Linked DNA regions of Homo sapiens: region 2 is linked to region 1. Evidence: chromatin contacts called from ENCODE Hi-C or POLR2A ChIA-PET data. All regions are on one chromosome and are shown on one strand. The core of a region is the stretch at or near the end of the contact, and the rest is flanking DNA. Distances in the headings are between cores, read along the strand shown.

Region 1 (3,561 bases), core at 382-2,881:
ATTTTTAATATATTTAGGGGGTACATGTGCAGGTTTCCTACATGCATATATTGGGTACTGGGAAAGTCTGGGTTTTAAGAATGCTTGTGATTTTTGCACATTGATTTTGTATCCTGAGACTTTGCTGAAGTTGCTTATCAACTTAAGGAGATTTTGGGCTGAGACGACTGAGTTTTCTAGATATACAATCATGTCATCTGCAAACAGGGACAATTTGACTTCCTCTTTTCCTAATTGAATACCCTTTATTTCCTTCTCCTGCCTGATTGCCCTGGCCAGAACTTCCAACACTATGTTGAATAGGAGTGGTGAGAGAGGGCATCCCTGGTGATCATTAAAAAGTCAGGAAACAACAGGTGCTGGAGAGGATGTGGAGAAATAGGAACACTTTTACACTGTTGGTGGGACTGTAAACTAGTTCAACCATTGTGGAAGTCAGTGTGGCGATTCCTCAGGGATCTAGAACCAGAAATACCATTTGACCCAGCCATCCCATTACTGGGTATATACCCAAAGAATTATAAATCATGCTGTTATAAAGACACATGCACACGTATGTTTATTGCGGCACTATTCACAATAGCAAAGACTTGGAACCAACCCAAATGTCCAACAACAATAGACTGGATTAAGAAAATGTGGCACATATACACCATGGAATACTATGCAGCCATAAAAAATGATGAGTTCATGTCCTTTTTAAGGACATGGATGAAACTGGAAACCATCATTCTCAGCAAACTATCACAAGGTTAAAAAACCAAACACCGGATGTTCTCACTCATAGGTGGGAATTGAACAATGAGAACACATGGACACAGGAAGAGGAACATCACACACCGGGGACTGTTGTGGGGTGGGGGGAGGGGGGAGGGATAGCATTAGGAGATATACCTAATGCTAAATGATGACTTAATGGGTGCAGCACACCAACATGGCACATGTATACATATGTAACAAACCTGCACGTTGTGCACATGTACCCTAAAACTTAAAAGTATAATAATAATAAAAAATAAATAATAAATAATAAAAAAGAAAGTCTGGGTTTTTAGTGTACCCATCATCTGTATAGTGAATATTATACCCTAAAGGTAGTTTTTCAACCCTCATCCCTTTCCCATCTTCCTCCCTTTTGTATACTTCAATGTCTATTATTCCACTCTATATGTCCATGTGTACCCACTGTTTAGCTCCCACTTATAAGTGAGAACATGTGGTATTTGACTTTCTGTTTCTGAGTTATTTAACTGAGGATAATGGCCTCAAATTCCAACTATGTTGCTGCAAAAGATATGCTTTCTTTCTTTTCTATGTCTGAGCAGTATCCCATGGTACATATACCACATTTTCATTATTCAGTCCTCTCCTGATGGACACTTAAGCTGTTGATTCCATATCTTTGCTATTGTAAATAGTGCTGCAATAAACAGACAAATGCAGGTGTCTTTTTTATGTAATGATTTATTTCCCTTTAGTCATATACCCAGTACTGGGATTGCTAGATTGAATGGTAGTTCTATTTTAGCTCTTTGAGAAATCTCTATACTGTTTTCCATAAAGGCTGTACTACTTTACATTCCCACCAACAATGTATAAGCATTCCCTTGCCTTTGTATGCTTGCTAATATCTGTGGTTTTTAGACTTTTTATTAAGTCATTCTGACTGGTGCAAGCTGGTATCTCATTGTGGTTTTAATTTGCATTTCTCTGATGATTAATGATGTTGAGTATGTTTTCTTATGCTGGTTTGCCGCTTGTATGTCTTGTTTTGAAAATGTCTGTTCATGTCCTTTGCCCACTTTTTAATAGAGTTATTTGTTCTTTTCTTGTCGAATTGTTTGAATTCCTTGTAGATTCTGGATATTAGCCCTTCACTGGGTGTATAGTTTGCAAATATTTTTTCCCATTCTGTGAAATGTCTATTTACTTTGTTGATTGTTTCTTTTGCTGTGCAGAAGCTCTTTCATTTAATTAAGTCCCATTTGTCTATTTTTGGTTTTGTTGTGTTTGCTTTTGAGAACTTGGTTATAATTTTTTTTTTTTTGCCAAGGCCAATGTCCAGAAGAGTATTCTCTATGTTTTCTTTTAGGATTTTTATAGATTCAGGTCTTATGTTTAGGTCCACCTCTTGTTTTTTCTGTCTTAATTTCATGCTATACTTTGCCAGATGAATCTTTTTATATCCCAGTTCTGGTCAAGTCTCAATCAAAATTAGTCCATCCTTTCCAAGCAACTATAGAAGAGATTATAAACTCCCAGGTTTGAGATTCCAGGTCCTTCAAACTTCCCATGGTTTGCTCTGCCAAATTTATGCCCTGAAATCCTTTACCTGGTCACTTGCACCTGAACCAAATGACTGCCTTTGTTTTCTGTCACTATTCTTTTGAGTTTCCTTTGCTGGAATCCTCCTTGTTTCCATGCTCAAACTATGCTTGTTTACATCTTCAGCTCAAATGTATGCTCTTCCATGAAGATCCCCAATGATCTCCAACCTCACTGTAAAACATGGCCCTTCAAATTTTCAGCCAGAAATGTCCTCCAGAGTTTTGGATTCCATTCTCCTTTTCTTTTCTCCTGCAAAATATTGGTTTATTCAATTATTTAAAACGTTAATTTGCGGTGGCTATGTTTCATTTCTCACATTATTTCCCAGTGCCTAGCACAGTGCTTCACACACAAGAGCCTAATAAACCTCCTTGGAATAAATTGGTTATTCTGAGAATTTCAGCGAAGAGAAAGTTTGTCAAAAGTGTTGAAGGTAGCTCTGATAGAAACAAAAATAATCCCTGAATAATGGTTAATTCATAAAGTAATTTATATGGAGAAAAGACAAACCTAGAACAGTTTTTTCTCTTAATGTTTATCTTTGAAGGCCTCATGTGCATTACTGTTATGAGTGGCTTGGTCTTGCTCAAAATGGTTTTGTTTTTTCTTCTTTTCCCTGGCCCTCCCCCACCTCCTTTTCTTTTCACAATGTTCTTAAAAAGTTGAGAATGGTTTATCTTAGCATTTGTAAGTTTATTTGTGGATGCAATTGTGAAGCTCATCATGTCAGTTTTATGAGAAGTCTGAGTCCATTGTCCTTAGAAAACGAAAATGATTAACATTGATTTGTTTTGTTACCCAATTGTTTAAATTATAATAACTCTCCATCAGGGTTTTTTAAGTACAGCTGTGTTTATGGATTAAGATCTACTGACTCAAATATTTACAGTGTTCCAAAAATTATGAGAACATACAGTGTCAGGAATTTTCCATAGGCTGCTCCATTGGGCTGGAGTGGTTTTCTATTCAACTTGAAGAGAAGGCTTTAGGACAGTTTCAAAGGGCATCTACAGGTCTGTGTGATTGCATCTCCAGATAGGCCCCAAATGAAATAGCTCTGAAGAAGGAAAACATTGGCTAAAATGGCCCTATTAACATGTAATCCTTGGCTATTTTAAAGGAGCTGACATAGAAGGCTTGAGGCCATAAGATTATGAAGGACAGACCCTCCCGGCTTATAAAATCTAGACTGTTGCTGTCACTAAACTTTCTCTATGTTGCTTAAGGATGCCT
Region 2 (3,561 bases), core at 324-2,823, 51 kb after region 1:
TTATGTTACCTTTTACATAGTTGAGGTCAGGTGAGAATTATTATCCTAAGACCATTTCTGGTAAGAATCAAGATAGCTCTGCTGTGGGATTCCCAGGGATGATATAAAGATTAACTGTGCTAAGTGAAAGTGCATTGTGCACTATGAAACAGTATCAGAATATAAAGTAATTCTATTATTAATTTTAGTATTATTAAAAATTAAAAACTTAAGCAAAGAGGCTATTTTTTCATAAGCCAACTATTTTTTCTCATATATACCACTGTTTGACCCTTTCTTGATAATACATTGTCCTAGCTGAAATTGTTAGGAGATTTCATTTCATGCCGGTAAACACAGCCTCCAGTTTGTGGCACTGCTACTGTGGATTCCTCAATTTCTGTTGTATGTACTATTCATCTATGTATCCAAACTACTTCACACATAGTAGGCACTCAGTACAGGATTGATAGACCTATAACTGAACAAATGAGAAAGATGAGGACTTATATAAAAACAGATGGAGTTAAAAATTTTTATTGGACACAAGATCATGGTACTAGCAACTCCCCCATCTGAAAAGAAGCTGTCATAGTCATGGTCCCTGCTACACAGGAAGCTGTCATTTCCACCAGCTGAATGATTTATAACAATTTATTGAAATTGGGATGGGCACCAGATCCAAGGACAGATACATCCATAGATTAGCTAGGCAGCAAGGCTGTGTCATGAATCTCATCTTCCTTGACCACAGAAGGAAAGGCAAGAAGTAACCACTCAATCCAAAGCCAGGTCAATCAGACACCCTTACCACAAACATTCTATTTCATCTTGTCCTTGATAACACAATCTGATGTTTGTACAAGAATCAATTGTTTAGGAAAGTTGACTCTATTCCCCTGATCACATTTAAAACATGATTAGTCTAAGTCAAACATAGTAGTCTCATTCCCCTTGTCAGCATTTGGCTTAGTCATAGCATGTGTCATAATTCCGGTTAATGAAATGTGAGGTTGATGTGGGAAAGTCTCCGGGTGAACTTCTGGAAAAGGTTTCTTCATTCTTAAAAAGAAAACTTAGTAAGAGCAGTGCCTTCTTACACACGATGTTGCTATGTCTGGCTAAGATGGCTTAGATAGGATACAGTAATGATCATGAGGAGGAGTTAGCCCTAGAACAAAGCCACCACGCTGAGCATAGCAGATCAGATTCACGTATAGAACCTAGATCCTTGGGTCATCAATGGGATTTGCAGGGATGATATAAAGATTAACTGGCCCAGAAAGGCCCTATTTCAGGACTTTATGTTATTAGATAACAGACTTTCCTTATTGTTTAAGCCAATTGAATCAGGGTTTTCTGTTATTTGTAACTAACAACACAGTAACAAATACAGCAAATTTAGACACAGACCAACTACCTATGTTGCTGTCACATGCAGACATGCAGAAGGATAATCTAACTTTTAATTCTTTTTTCTTTTTCAGAAATTAGAATTTGAAACAACGGAAAGAGAGAAATTTTAGGTTAGTAGCTAAATCCCCAAGGATACTAATTAGAGAAAGATGTTGGAATTGCCTTAATGAGTCACTGCCAACGCAAGTCCTAAGGAAGCAAAGACTGTGAGTAAGCAAAGGTAGCCAGCTGCTGGGAAGAGGACAATAGAGGAAAAGGTCAGAGGGACTTTAAAAGACTGACTGTGGGCTCCCTGAGGGAAGGAGGGATGGAGAGAGTATCGGGTCCTATAGAATACCTTAATTGTTTTTATGACTTCTCTTTTCCATATCCAGTTCACATGTACTCCTTTCTGTGCATTAAATTGAGTTTCTATTGGCTTCTTTGTAACAAAAAGAACTGAACAGAAACACATATCTATTGGACAAAGAGCAATAAAATGATATAATAACTGTATCTGAGGGTTTTTTCATTTTAAAGAATAAAACAAAACAAAAATCAAACAAAAAAAACCATCTATCTGATGTTGCTCCACTCCCAACAGCATCACTAACCGGTATGTACCCAGCTTCAGCTAAATATCCCTAAAACACCTCTTACTTTCCAAGGCAAAGTCTCCCACTGTTGAGTCGTGTTGACTGATAAAAAGTTCCCTCTGGGGTAAAAAAATGAAATTAGTTTTACCTATCCTGGGGTCACCTCCAAATACATATGCCTGTAATGTATTTCAATTAGAATACATTACACACTCCCTGTCACCTTCACTAGGAGAAAATCAGCAAAGTCAACCAGCATTTTTAGTTGTCACAACTAAAAGGTACTCCTAGCATCTGGTAGGCGGAGGCCAGGGATGCTGCTAAACATCCTACAATGGACAGGACAGCCTCTCACAACAAAGAATTTCCAGCCCAAAATGTCAACTTTGCCAAAGTAGAAAAGCCCTGTACTAAAGGAGACCTTCCATATAATAGACGGAACCCCCTCTTAGAAGAGAGGCCTTAGAAATGCTATGGTTTTGGAGCTTTTCTATTGAGCCCCTCATATTTTCCATCAACAGCAAGGCCCAGGTATTAATTATATGGTCTTATTCTGTGACCTGGTTTGTCATTCCTGAAATAGCTAAAAGTAAAACAGATGTCATTTCAATATCAAGAAGCAGTGGAACAGAAAGTGCCAAGGAGCAGGTGTATCAGATACTCAGAGGTGGTAAAGTCATGGCTGTCCATGCTTTGGAGCTAGGGCATCTACAATGCAAAGGAAGATTTTAAATGTGAATTTTGTGTTCTGGTCTATGAGTAGATGATTCACGACACTAGTTTGAAAATGCCTGAGTAATAACTTGACTTTGTTTCTGCACTGGACATCTGTTGTTTTTGTTCACTGGCATCACTTCCCTTTTCTTTTTTTCTTTCTTTTTTTTTTTCTTTTTTTTTTTTTTTTTTTTTTTTGAGACACAGTCTTGCTCTGTCCCCCAGGCTGGAGTGCAATGGCATGATCTCGGCTCACTGCAACCTCCACCTCCCAGGTTCTAGCGATTCTCCTGCCTCAGCCTCCTGAGTAGCTGGGAATGCATGCGCATGCCACCACGTCTGGCCAATTTTATTTTAACTAGAGACAGGGTTTCATCATGTTGGCCAAGCTGGTCTCGAACTCCCGACCTCAGGTGATTCCTCTGCCTCAGCCTCCCAAAGTGCTGGGATTACAGGCATGAGCCACCATTCCCGGCTCCCTTCCCTTTTCTTATGGGAACAGCATTGAATTTTCCTTTGAGAAAATACCTCTCCCTATAGGGGTAGTTCCTACAAAGTTTCGATGGAATTATGTCAGAGGCTCTTATACTTTCACACCATGGCTTGGCAAGTATCTCAATCTAGGCCAATCAGTCTTTGTTTCCTTAGGATATACATCTTGAGTGAAGTAATGCGTGAATGGGAAACATTTAAAGCTGATTCATGTGAATTGGGATAGTTCCTGAACAGAATGCCTACGGTTCTTTCTATCTAGATTCTCAATTGTCTCTTGCCTGTGACTCAATTGTTCAATGACCTCTCAATTCTGTAAGTTGTTTGTACTTACTTTCATTGTTTCTTCTCCTCAGGTAAATTCAGACTCTTTTTGGTTTCTTAC

Evidence for each region. Hi-C counts contacts between places; a loop is a spot of excess contacts on that map. ChIA-PET counts read pairs that join two places held with the same protein, here RNA polymerase II (POLR2A). Pooled maps may share reads with other maps.
Region 2: a map of MCF 10A shows a loop between it and region 1 (25-fold over the local background). The contact joins two enhancer-like sites. A Hi-C loop is called at or near these places in 4 of 168 maps with a recorded cell type or tissue (IMR-90, MCF 10A, ascending aorta and 1 more), 1 of 37 single-sample maps with no recorded cell type and 5 of 50 pooled maps. POLR2A ChIA-PET finds 5 or more read pairs at or near these places in 1 of 52 experiments (H1).

Annotation. Positions count from the first base shown.
Region 1 is chr9:115,639,405-115,642,965 of GRCh38, forward strand. All of the region lies in intron 2 of LOC105376235 (a long non-coding RNA gene), which reads left to right. Among named protein-coding and RNA genes, the nearest start is that of LINC00474, 280 kb to the right of the region's middle. Within about 2 kb of position 1,632, at least 3 of the 41 ENCODE cell types and tissues checked have a DNase peak (open chromatin) inside an H3K27ac peak, as active enhancers do; they include IMR-90, where a contact is called at or near this core.
Region 2 is chr9:115,690,303-115,693,863 of GRCh38, forward strand. No RefSeq gene overlaps it. Among named protein-coding and RNA genes, the nearest start is that of LINC00474, 230 kb to the right of the region's middle. RefSeq lists an enhancer at 635-1,834. Within about 2 kb of position 1,574, at least 6 of the 41 ENCODE cell types and tissues checked have a DNase peak (open chromatin) inside an H3K27ac peak, as active enhancers do; they include IMR-90, where a contact is called at or near this core.